Regions from separate parts of the Homo sapiens genome. Here region 1 is linked to region 2. A link is an interaction called in ENCODE POLR2A ChIA-PET data of the cell type or tissue named here. Cell type or tissue: K562. All regions are shown on one strand. Each heading gives the region's core, and the rest is flanking DNA. Links, peaks and the distances in the headings are about the cores only.

What was found. Peaks named below come from ENCODE experiments on the same cell type or tissue, not always from the same donor. Only the 100,000 strongest peaks of a DNase experiment are listed, where the experiment ranks them.
Region 1: POLR2A ChIA-PET joins it to region 2 with 5 read pairs; 4 of 35 experiments call an interaction of 5 or more read pairs at or near these places.

What each region holds. Positions count from the first base shown.
Region 1 is chr22:21,840,413-21,846,555 of GRCh38, reverse strand. All of the region lies in intron 1 of MAPK1 (mitogen-activated protein kinase 1), which reads left to right. Among named protein-coding and RNA genes, the nearest start is that of MAPK1, 24 kb to the left of the region's middle. RefSeq lists a silencer at 1-150. In K562, for the core only: no CTCF peak of the experiment used is centred there; a DNase peak (open chromatin) is centred at 3,246.
Region 2 is chr22:21,682,742-21,688,884 of GRCh38, reverse strand. It overlaps PPIL2 (peptidylprolyl isomerase like 2), which reads right to left. Exons shown (of 20, transcript NM_014337.4): 9 at 5,628-5,703; 10 at 3,972-4,132; 11 at 2,327-2,402; 12 at 1,887-1,993; 13 at 1,153-1,242; 14 at 779-812; 15 at 36-153. Among named protein-coding and RNA genes, the nearest start is that of PPIL2, 20 kb to the right of the region's middle. RefSeq lists an enhancer at 1,509-2,009. In K562, for the core only: no CTCF peak of the experiment used is centred there; no DNase peak of the experiment used is centred there.

The DNA.
Region 1 (6,143 bases), core at 1,863-4,362, 160 kb before region 2:
TCTCTTTTTCTGTTGGATATGATTGACAATGTTAGAAGAGATATTCACTGGAGGAAGGCCCCGCAGAAGGAATGAGGAACAGACCTCTGGCCTGTATTGTGCCTCCATTGTCTCTGGTGTAGTTGTGCATATTGTGAGATTACAGATGGGAAAGAAAGAGATCTTCACCCTCAGCTCAAGAGAAGAAAGTAAGGGTGCTGTAGGAACAGATGTCACAGTAAAAGCATGCCAATCTAAGTGTGCTCAAGGGATTTTATGCTAGTTGGCCTTAGGTTCTGGTAAGAGATAAGGTGGGGCATCTGCCAAGAGTACATAAGGGATCAGGGGCTTGGAAAGTGTGAAGAAAGTTTGAGATAGCTGTTGTGTGCTTAAAATTAACTAAAGATGAATAAAAAGACTGGCCCCTTTCATTGAGAGTGGGGACTTTGTTCTCTGCTGTATCCCCAGCACCTAGTATACACATTGCACATAGTAGGTACTCAGTAAATATTTGTTGAATCAGGCAGATTCCTGCCTAGGTCTGTTTCCCCATCTGCATAACACAAATAAGGCTGGCTAACCCTGTGCCATCTCCGTAATAGTCTTCATCTTCTCTTCACTTTCCCATTCATTTCTCTATATTAGTTGAATACATGAATGAAGACAGGAATAAGTTCCTCACTGAAGTTACAAGCCTTTTTAAGAACAGCAAGGTAACATATCTCATTTATCAAATTAGTAACTGCATTTGAAAATTCAGCTCTGACACTTATGGCTGGGTGACTTAGAGCATGTCCTGTAACTTCTCAGAGTCTCATTTTACTCTGGTGAAACAAGGATCATGTCTTTTGAGTGTTGAAATGACTGTATTAACTAAATCACTATGTAATCCTAAGAGCAATCTTTATGCATCCCAGAATGGGGTAGAGAATAAAGTATTGGAGTGAATGACTGTGGGATATAGGCTAGATACCTATGTACATAGATAATTTCATGGAGCCTTTTTAAAAAATTATGGTAATATACACATAACAAAATTTACCATCTTGGCCAGGTGCTCACGCCTGTAATCCCAGCACTTTGGGAGGCCGAGGCGGGCGGATCACCTGAGGTCGGGAGTTCGAGACCAGCCTGACCAACATGGAGAAACCCTGTCCCTACTGAAAATACAAAATTAGCCGGGCGTGGTGGTGCATGCCTGTAATCCCAGCTACTCAGGAGGCTGAGCCAGGAGAATCACTTGAACCTGGCTGGCAGAGGTTGCGGTGAGCCAAGATTGCACCATTGCACTCCAGCCTGGGTAACAAGAGCAAAACTCCATCTCAAAAAAAAAAAAAAAATTACCATCTTAACTATTTTTAGGTGTACTGTTCTGTAGCATTAAGTAGATTCACATTGTGCAACCAATTTCCAGAGCTCTTTTTTTTTTTTTTTTTTTTGAGACGGAGTCTTGCTCTGTCGCCCAGGCTGGAGTGCCGTGGTGCAATCTCAGCCTCCCAGGTGCACGCCATTCTCCTGCCTCAGCCTCCTGAGTAGCGGGGACTACAGGCGCCCGCCACCACGCCTGGCTAATTTTTTGTGTTTTTAGTAGAGACGGGATTTCACCCTGTTAGCTAGGATGGTCTCCATCTGCTGGCCTCGTGATCCACCCGCCTTGGCCTCCCAAAGTGCTGGGATTACAGGCGTGAGCCACCGTGCCTGGCCTCCAGGGCTGTTTACATCATGCAATGCTGAAACTCTATAGCAATTAAATAACTCTCCATTTTTCCTTCTTCCAAGCCCCTGGCAGCCACCATTCTACTTTCTGTCTCTATGAAGTCTGACTGCTCTAGGTACCTCATGTAAGTGGAATCATACAGTGTTTGTCTTTTTATGATTGGCTTATTTTACTTACTATAATGGCCTTAAGGCTCATCCATGTTGTAGCATGTGTCACAATTTCCTTTTTAAGGTGGAACAATATACTCCATTGTAAATACACACACCACTCATCTGTTGATGAACACTTGGGTTGCTTTTGCCTCTTGTGAATAAGGCTGCTATGAATATAAGTGTACAACTATCTCTTTGGGACCCTGCTTTCGATTCTTTTGGGTAGGAACCCAGAAGGGCACTACTGGATCATATGGTAATTCTGTGTTTAATTTTGAGGAACCACAAACTCCTGAGTTCAAGTGATCCTCACAACTCAGCCTCCCATACTGTTTCCAAAGTGGCTGCACCTTTTCACATTCCCACCAACAGGGCAAAAGGATTCCAGTTTCTCCACAACCTTGCCAACACACTGCCCAGGAGGCAGAGGTTGCAGTGAGCTGAGATCGCGCCACTGCACTCCAGCCTGGGTGACAGAGTGAGACTCCATCTGAGAAAAAAAGAAAAAAAAAAAAAAGACCTGATTTGGCTATGGGGGTTCTGCCCTCATGAATGGATTTAGGTCATTATCACAGAGTGGGTTGGTCTAAAAGTGAGTTGGGCCCTCTCTGTCTCTTACGCTCCTGCCTTTGCTTGCCCTTCTGCCATGGGGTGATACAGCAAGAAGGCCTCTGCCAGATGCAGGCCTCTTGACCTTGGACTTCCCAGCTTACGGAACTATAAGAAATACATTTCTTTTCCTATAAATTACCCAGTCTGTGGTATTCTGTTATGGCAACACAAAACAGACGAAGGGATTTTAATGGGATGGTTGGAAACTGAATGTGGACTACCTAGAGTGGACACCACCTTGTTGGTTGTAGCAAAGCCATGTTAAAAGGTAAGCCTATTGCTACAATGTAAGGGTAGGTAATATTTTATTTACATACTGTATCATAAGTATCAACATTATAAAGGGGATAAGTACACTGGAGCTTAATGTTGTGTTCCTGTCTTCTATAACCATTTGATCACTATGTCTATTCCTAATAAATCTCACCTGTTCTTTAAAAATATCCTAGTAATTCTTTGGGTTTTGAATCTTTACTCTCCATTATAAGTATGTATACATCTAAATTTTAAAAATATGCATGCAGGCATTCTGACTAGATCTCCAAGGCTTGGCCGACCTGTTAAATGACATAACTCAAGTAAATTATCAGACATATCAGAAGTACAAACTTGATGGGCTTGGTTGAGATATAGTGATCCTCAGAGTGCTGTCTGGTGACCCCTGCACTCTCCTCTCTGACAGGAGAGCTCAGCCTTACCCTTTGCTGAAGAAGTGAGTTCTCTTTACCCCTTCTTCTGCCTCTGATGTCTTCTCATCTCTAAATATGGTCTGTACCCCTCACACCACAAATAAAAGTGTTCTTACTTCAGCAAAACTATAGGGAGGGGCTCGTCGCCACTGGAATTGGTTCTAACGGTTGAAACTCATTCCTCATTCAGGATCCTTCCACAGGTCCACAGTGCTTTATTTGCAGCTCAGGGTTTCAGACCTTTCTGGGTATCTTTTGTAAGCTCATTTGGGGCAAAACCTGACGTGGACTGCCACGAGACTATTCATAGTCTGTATTTTTCCCATCTAGTGTGATTATTTGTATGTTTGCTGCAGAAATATCAGTGCTGGATTCCTTGGTACACACCAGACCTCGCCAGGGATGTATGCACATATGTATGCACTGTATTACCTTTCTAAAATCTGAAAAATACTGAATTCTGAAACAGCTTTGTTCCAAGGGCTAATGAATCTGTGCTTCTCCTGAACTTGCTACAATTTGTAATCCCCAAATAATATAGTTTGATAATCATCTCAGTTTTTTTTCTTTAGAGAAAATTTGGAAAACACAGAAAGGCACATTTATGCAAAAAGCATTCACCTGTAATGCTGCTACCCAGGGATATCTGCTGTCAACATCCTGGCACATTTTTTTCCTAGTAAAATTGGGATTACATTTTATATACATCATATCATTTGGTATTCTGAATCTTTGATCCAACACAGTAGTATAATCATTTTCCAGACCACTAATCAGTCTTTGAAAACAGTAAAAATTTTATTTTATTTTTTTGAGACAGGGTCTTACTCTGTCACCCAGGCTGGAGTACAGTGGCGCGATCTTGGCTCACTGCAACCTCTGCCTCACAGGTTCAAGTGATTCTCCCACCTCAGCCTCCTTAGTAGCTGGGACTACAGACGTGTGCCACAGCCAGCTAATTTTTGTAATTTTTGTAGAGACGAGGTTTCACCATGTTGCCCAGGCTGCTCTGATACTCCTGGACTCAAGCGATCCACCCACCTCGGTCTCCCAAAGTGCTGGGATTATAGGCATGAGCCACCACACCTGGCCAACAGTCAAAATTTTAAAACCGGCTGGGCGCAGTGGCTCACGCCTATCATTCTAGCACTTTGGGAGGCCGAGGCAGGTGGATCACGAGGTCAAGAGATTGAGACCATCCTGGCCAACATGGTGAAACCCCATCTCTACTAAAAATACAAAAATTAGCTGGGCGTGGCGGCACATGCCTGTAGTCCCAGCTACTCAGGAGGCTGAGGGAGGAGAATTGCTTGAACCCTGGAGGCGGAGGTTGCAGTGAGCTGAGATCGCACCATTGCACGCCAGCCTGGGCAACAGAGCAAGACTCCATCTCAAAAAAAAAAATTTTAAACCATATCATTATTCATGCATTTTTTTTTACTTGTTAGCAATATATTTAAATACTAAAAAGGGCTTAACTTTTTTAAAATAAATTTTTTATTTTATTTAAAAATTTTATTTTAGAGACAGGGTGTTACTCTGTCGCCCAGGGTGGAGTATAGTGGCATAATCATAGCTCACTGCAGCCTCAAGCTCCTATGTTCAAGTGATCTTCTTGCCTCAGTCTCCCAAGTAGCAGGGATTACAGGCACAGTCCACCATGCCCAGCTTTGCTTAATGTTCTTCGCATGATTAAAGTGGGGTTGTGGGTTTGGAGGGGAGGAAGACCACAAAGATAGTGCCATTCTCATCACATCACATCAAGGGCATATACTGTCAACAGAACACTCTTGTTGTTGACCTTGATCACCTGGCTAAAGTGTTTGCCAGGTGTCTCACTGTTTTCTCCTTTTTGCGTAATATACTCAATGGAAGCAAGTCATTAAGTGTATCCCACACTGAAGGAGTAGGGAGTTATCTTCCACCTCCTTGATGGTGTAGTATCAACATAAATTATTTGGTATTCTTCTATTTGGGAGATTGTCTCTTCTCCCCATTTGTATATATCACTATGGACTTGTGAATATTAATTTTACATTTTGGGTTACAATCCCAATGGCACTTCGATTTTGGTGCTTATGTTTTTCCAGCTTTGGGCATTGGGAGCTCTTTCAGTTGGCTTCTGTGTCCCTTTGACATACCTTAATTATTTACATGTAAAAAAATGTTTAGCTCCATACTTCCTGGCACTACAATATGTTCTAAGTTCATCTAGTATATTTCTTGCCCCAGGGACTTAACTTCAAAAGAACCAAGGCTTTATTGAGATATAATTTATGGCTGGGCACGGTGGCTCAAGCCTGTAATCCCAGCACTTTGGGAGGCTGAGGCAGGCGGATCACGAGGTCAAGAGTTCAAGACCAGTCTGGCCAACATAGTGAAACCCCGTCTCTACTGAAAATACAAAAAAAAAATTAGCCGGGCATGGTGGTGTGTGCCTGTAATCCCAGCTACTCGGGAGGCTGAGGCAGGAGAATTGCGTGAACCCAGGAGGCAGAGGCTGCAGTGAGCCAAGATCGCGCCACTGCACTCCAGCCTGGGTGACAGAAAGAGACTCTGTCTCAAAAAAAAAAAAAAGAGAGAGAGAGATAATTTACAAACATTTCACCCGTTTAAAGTGTACAATTCAGCGTGTTTTTTTGTTTTGTTTTGTTTTTTCTTGAGATGGAGTCTCACTTTTTCGCCAGGCTGGAGTGCAGTGGCGTGATCTCAGCTCACCACAGCCTCAGCCTCCCGGGTTCAAGCAATTCTCCTGCCTCAGCCTCCTGAGTAGCTGGGATCACAGACTCCCGCCACCACACCCAGCTAATTCTTGTGTTTTTAGTAGAGACAGGGTCTCACCATGTTGGCCAGGATGGTCTCGATCTTGACCTCGTGATCTGCCCACCTTGGCCTCCCAGGGTAGCTTTTTAAAATATATACACAGATATGTTTAATAACCATCAAAGTCAATTTTTAGAATAATCACCTCAACAAGAAACCCTTGACTGG
Region 2 (6,143 bases), core at 2,453-4,952:
CTCCCAGGCCACCCCAGCAAGCCCAGCTGACTCACAATTGAGACCTGTTGCTGTTGGGCCCGGAGTTGGCCATGCTGAGGATGCCGCGGCCCGTGTGCGAGAGGTTGGGCCGGAACTCGTCTTTGAAGGGCTTCCCCCAGTATGACTCCCCACCTGGAAGAGAAAGGCCCATGGGAGCAGGAAAGCCTGGGCCCCAGCCGAGGCAGAACTAGAAACCTCAGAGTCCCGAGGGGCATCAGGGCCTTGCTGAGCCCAGCCTGGGGCAGGGGCACTTGATAGGGAGGCTCCCAGCCCCACGCCACCAACTCCTGGGTCCCTTGGAGCCCCCACGCCTCCAAACAGGCAGGCTGCTGCCCACTCACCCCAGCCCCGCCTGGGGCCTGCCCCGGGACAGGGATTAAAGAGTCAAGGCCACCATCATCATCACTCAAGCTATGGGAATACAGAGGTTGGGGGATCTGGACCCAAGCAGCTGCCAGGCTGAGGGGCTTGGAGAGGCTGCAGGAGGGAGGGCTGGCCTCAGTCTGAGGCAGACCCCAGGGGCCCAGGGAAGAGACCACACACTCTTGCCTCCTCTACCATGCAGGCCTCACAGCCACCTGGAAATGAGAAAACTGAGGGCCAGGCCTGAGGGGGCACAGCACTGATGGCTGCCAGTCGTTCCACCCTGGTCTAGCAGATTCCATGTCTGAGCTGTGCACAACCCCTGCCCAGCTACCCCCTCATGCCCCACGGAGCAGCCAAAGTGCCCAGAGAGGGGCCCAGCACCAGTACCTACCCGTGCCTGTGCCTGTGGGGTCGCCCCCTTGGATCTGTGAAAACAAAAGCCAGTGAGCAAGTCACACTCTGAGACCCGAGGCCCACCGCCTGCCTGACTGAAGGACACCCCTCCTGCCAGATGGCTCCACACAGGGGCTGGGCTCTTGGTGATAATGAGGGGCCCTCCCAGCCACCTCCCTTTGTGAACCCAGTTCTGGATGGGCTGGGGCCTCAAGGGTCAGTCTATGGGTTCCCCAACAGAGGATCACCAACTGGACTCATCCTGGCCACCGTGGGATGGGCCAGGGCCCTGGGATGGGGCAGGGACAAGCCCACCCAGCCCCCGATGTCCCACCAAGCTCATCTGTGCAGCCAGTGACTCTCGTCACTCACCACAAAGTTCCGGATGGATCTGTGGAAGATGGTGCCATCGTAATAATGCTTCTTGCAAAGCCTGATGAAGTTTTCGCAGGTTTTTGGTGTCTGCAACATAGCCCCAATACTTGTATGAAGCAGAGAGCTGCCAAAGGCAGCTCACCACAGCCACAGGAGGCTTTTTTTTTTTTTTTTTTTTTGAGGTGGAGTCTTGCTGTTGCCCAGGCTGGAGTGCTGTGGCGCGATCTTGGCTCACTGCAACCTCCGCCTCCTAGGTTCAAGACATTCTCCTGCCTCAGCCTCCCGAGTAGCCAGGACTACAGGCATGCGCCACCATGCCTGGCTAATTTTTGTAGTTTTAGTAGAGACGGGTTTCCCCATGTTGGCCAGGCTGGTCTTTAACATGTAGCAGAGTCAGCTGCCCAGCCACACTGGGCACGGATGGACCCACAACATTAAGCAACAGGACCCGTGCAGCCGCACGGCCCAGAGTACAGCGCATGGGAGAAGTGTGGGCAGAGCAGCAGGTGCGGCTTGGCCCCTTCTCTGAGACACTGGCACCTGTGCGCAGGCCATGCTGCCAACGCGGCCCCCTAGGAAGGACACAGGGCACTGCTGCGGGTCCCGCCTAGTGACAGGCTGAATTTCCTACAACAAGCACATACCAGTGGCAGCCCTATATTTAAGACATGGCTGTCAGATGACCCAGAGATGACCTTGGGGCATGGGGAGTGGCTGGCCTCCACACCCACCAGGTCGCAGTGCAGCTCCAGGTTGAGGTCGCCCTTGTTGGTGTGCAGCCGCACGTAGCCCTTCTTCTTCACAAACTGGTAGCGCAGCACATCCTCGTCGATGGCAGCTACAAGCCAAGGTCCCAGCTCAGCCCCTGCCCTCACCCTGGGGCAGCCCCACCATGCCAGGCAGCACCGACCTCAGACACACAGGCGGGGACTAGGCTCCAGCTCTGGGGAGAGCAGGGGAGCTGGAGGCCGAGGGTCTGCTTAGGCCACGCACAGGCTCACCCCAGCCTCATGGGGCTGGCAGGGGTTCAGCAGCTAAGAGGGGGAGGACTAGGGGCTCAGGTGACAGTGGGAGCCCCTGACAGACCAATAAAGTGGGAGTCGGGGAGCACACCCACCCCCTGCCACTTTTGGGTCACATGGCAGGTGGCTACAGAGGCCAAGGTGGCTACCTGCTTCATGTGTGGTCTCCGGGACCATCGCGGTGGAGGTGAAGGAAGCGCTGACCTTCCCTGTGGAATAGTGGGCCTGCCAAGGAAACCAGGGTGGCACCTCAGCAGTGCCATGGGAGGCAGTTGGGTGGGGACGTGTCGCTTGCCTAGAAGCCAACCACACGCCACCCCTGCCCCCCAGGCCCTGCTTGGTGCCTCTCCTCCAGGAGGGCCTCCCCAACCAGCAGGAGGAAGAAGCCAAGGCTAGGCCAAGCCAGGGTCCCCTGGCCTCCACTGGATCCCGACTCTTATGATATCAGGTGAAACCCTGGAGATAAAATACCACACAGGACTGGCCACCTCAGGGTTAGGAGTGTATGGCTGACTTCTCATTTATTTTTATTTTAATTTTTTTATGAGACAAGGTCTTGCTCTGTACCCAGGCTGGAGTGCAGTGGTGTGTGATCCTGGTGCACTGCAGCCTCCAACTCCTGGGCTCAAGTGACCCTCCGACCTCAGCCTCCTGAGTAGCTGGGACGACAGGCGCATGCCACCACGCCTGGCTGATTTTTTGTAGAGATAAGGTCTCACTATGTTGTCTAACCTAGTCTTGATCTCCTGGCCTCAAGCAATCCTCCTGCCTCAGCCTCCCAAAATGCTGGGATTACAGGTGTGAGCCACCACGCCTGGCCTCATTTCTTTTTAAAAGTTTCAAACTTTCTACACTAAACACATTACATATTTAATCAGGGGTCGGGGAAAAGCCCCAATAAATGTTATTTTTTATCATAGAGGAAGAAAAAGGGGTTTCTCCCATCAGAAGAAAATACAAGCCAGGCACAGTGGCTCACACCTGTAATTCCAGCACTTTCGGAGGCCAAGGCAGGAGGCTCTCACTTGAAGCCAGGAATTCAAGACCAGCTTAGACAACATAGCAAGATCCTGTTTCCAAAAGAAAAAAAAAAGTAATATATCAAAGTGCTAAGGGCAGTGTGTTAGACGGAGTGACACACTGGACAACAAGCTTTCTTTTTCAAATTTTCCAGAATTTGAATAATTCTTTAAGAAGGAGAACTTCAGAGCTACCTGCCCATGTCTCTGCCCTCCCCCTAGCTCCAGATCCCCATGCTCTGCCTGACAGGAGGAAGAAGCAAACACGACAGCCCCAGACAGGTGGCACCGTGCAGTCCCAGGCATGCCATCCACGTCAGCACCGCAGCAGACCATGAAACGCCCCAACTCTCCCTGGCATGGCTTTGGGCCCCAGTGCACATCGGGCCCTGCCCTCCCAGCCACCACAGAACCACATGTGCCCGCTCAACGTGCCTGCCCTGGCTACTGAGCTCAGGCTGGGACCACAGCACAAGGCAGACCTTCTGTGGCAGGGATCTCCCCTACATGCCCCCACACACCCCTTGGTTCTTCAACGACCAGTGTGGACATCAGCCCCTCCCCTTCTGCCTTCTCAGATTCTATCTGCCTCAGGGCAGCCCCAGGGCTGTGCACTCAGAGCCATCAGGGGCACCACAGCTCTGGGGGATCCTGGCTGCCTCCCTGCCGTGTATCCCAGGCCCCCATGAGCCCCTTTCCCAGGACCACTCCAAGAGGCCATGAGATGGGCAGGAAGACGGGGCTTGGGCTTGGCCGAGTGCCCTCCGCCACTCACAGCGTTCAGCTTGTCCACTTTCTTCTTCTCCGGGGCCTTCATGGTGGCTGCCAGAATCTCGTCCCCTTTGAACTCCTTGTAGAGCTCCTGCAGGGTCTCTCGGGTCTCGGCATTTGTATTTTTCAGATAATAAGACGGGTCCTGTTTGGCCTTCTCTTCATCTACAAAACAGTAGCATGGCCCTGAGCCGCCGAGCCCCCAGTAGCCTCCCCACACACGTGCTGGGGACACAGATCTAGAATAGCCCAGGGCCGTCCAGCCATGGCGCAGGCACCGTGCCACTGCCAGCCACAGAATGCCACAGTGCCCCGCTACAGGCCTGAAGGTCTCCCCAGGCAGTTCACAAGGGTCTCAGGATGGACTTCAGGTTGATTTGTATATTTTATATTTATCTGTATATTCTAATCTTTTTAGAGTATACGCTTTGCTTTTTTTTTCTTTTTTTTTTTTTTTTTTTTTGTGGAGATGGAGTCTCGCTCTATCGTCCAGGCTGGAGTGCAGTGGTGCAATCTCGGCTCACTGCAAGTTCTGCCTCCCAGGTTCACGCCATTCTCCTGCCTCAGCCTCCTGAGTAGCTGGGACTACAGGCGCCCGCCACCACGCCCGGCTAATTTTTTTGTGTTACAATCTTGTAACCTCGTGATCCGCCTGCCTCAGCCTCCCAAAGTGCTGGGATTACAGGCGTGACCCACCGCGCCCAGCCTTTTGAGACAGGGTCTAGCTCTGTCGCCCCAGCTAGAAAGCGGTTGCAAGATCTCAGCTCACTGTAGCCTCCACCTCCTGGGCTCAATCGATTCTCCTGCCTCAGCCCCCCAAGTAGCTGGGGCTACAGGCGCACCAACTACACCCAGCTAATTTTTCTATTTTTTGTAGAGACAGGGTGTCCCCATGTTGCCCAGGCTGGTCTCGAACTCTTGAGCTCAAGCAATCCGCCTGCCTTGGCCTCCCAAAGTGCTGGGGTTACAGGCATAAGCCACCACACCCAGTTGCTTTGCTTCTGTAATTTTAAAGGTTATTTTTATTTAAAATAATAGAAGTGTTTGGGGGTCTTTCCAGATGTGAAATCACCCATTCTTGCCGACTCAGGAGGGTGCCTGCTGCCTACTGGGCCTTGGACAGCAGCCCACCCTGTGGAGAGGGGCCGGCATCCCTGTGCAGAGAGCACAGACACGGCCCAGCCCCAACCCTGACCTCAGGCTCTCCTGACTCAAATCTTCCCCAGTTCACGTGCTCAGCCTACCTAAAACCCGTTCAAACAATGCTCACAAAGTGCCCAGGCCACTGCTCTGCAGCACAAGGCCGAGTGACCTCTGAACATGAGTCCTGCTGGCTCCTCCAAGGCTGCAGGACAGCCACCAGAGGCCAGGGAAACAGGAGGACCCCATCACCCCACCACCTGCCCACTGACAGCACCGGCCAGTCTGCAGGGAGCAGGGGAACCTGAGCAGGTGTGCTGGCAGGGCAGCAAGTCTATCCCGCCCATTGTTTCTGAGGCTGCAGTTGGCTCAGATTCTCTGAACACTAGTTCAGAAAATGCAGGGCCTGTCTGGGCTGGGACCCCCTGACCTCCAGGAAAGCGGGGGCTTTACCCAGGGAGCACTGTCCCAATTTCATCCAAAAGCCCCCTCGCCTAGCCCAGCCCCTAGGTGTACATACCTGGGTCTATTATTTTCATGTTATTCTTCACATGATAGAAGTTAGAGACATTGAACTTGTCCAAATTGGTGGGGTCCTGTGGCAAAAAGAGAATGCCCAGCAGAGTGAACCCAGCCTACGGCCAAATGGCAGCCACATGCAGCAAAGGACGGCCAGCTGTCAGAGGTGTGGAAGAGGCCAGGGCTACACTGAGGTTGGGGGAGTCAAGCAGGGCATGAGGGAGGAGGTGGTCTGCCCCAGGCAGGGCAGCAAACAGGGGCAGGGGCAGGGACGGGGACGCAGCCTCGCTAGCTGCTGGCTGAGCTGTGACCTTCCTCCAGGCACATGGCTAACGAGCATTCATTGCTGTTAGGGAGCTATCGGACCGGAACGTGGGCAGCCGTGGGCCGACCTCTGGTTAGAATGGGACAAGCCACAGAGGTGATTGACTCAGCAGGCCACGCTCCAGCCAGCACCTGCTTTTCTAAGTCAGTGTTTTTCATTAATTCACTTGGGGTTCTCTGACACCTGCAGGGA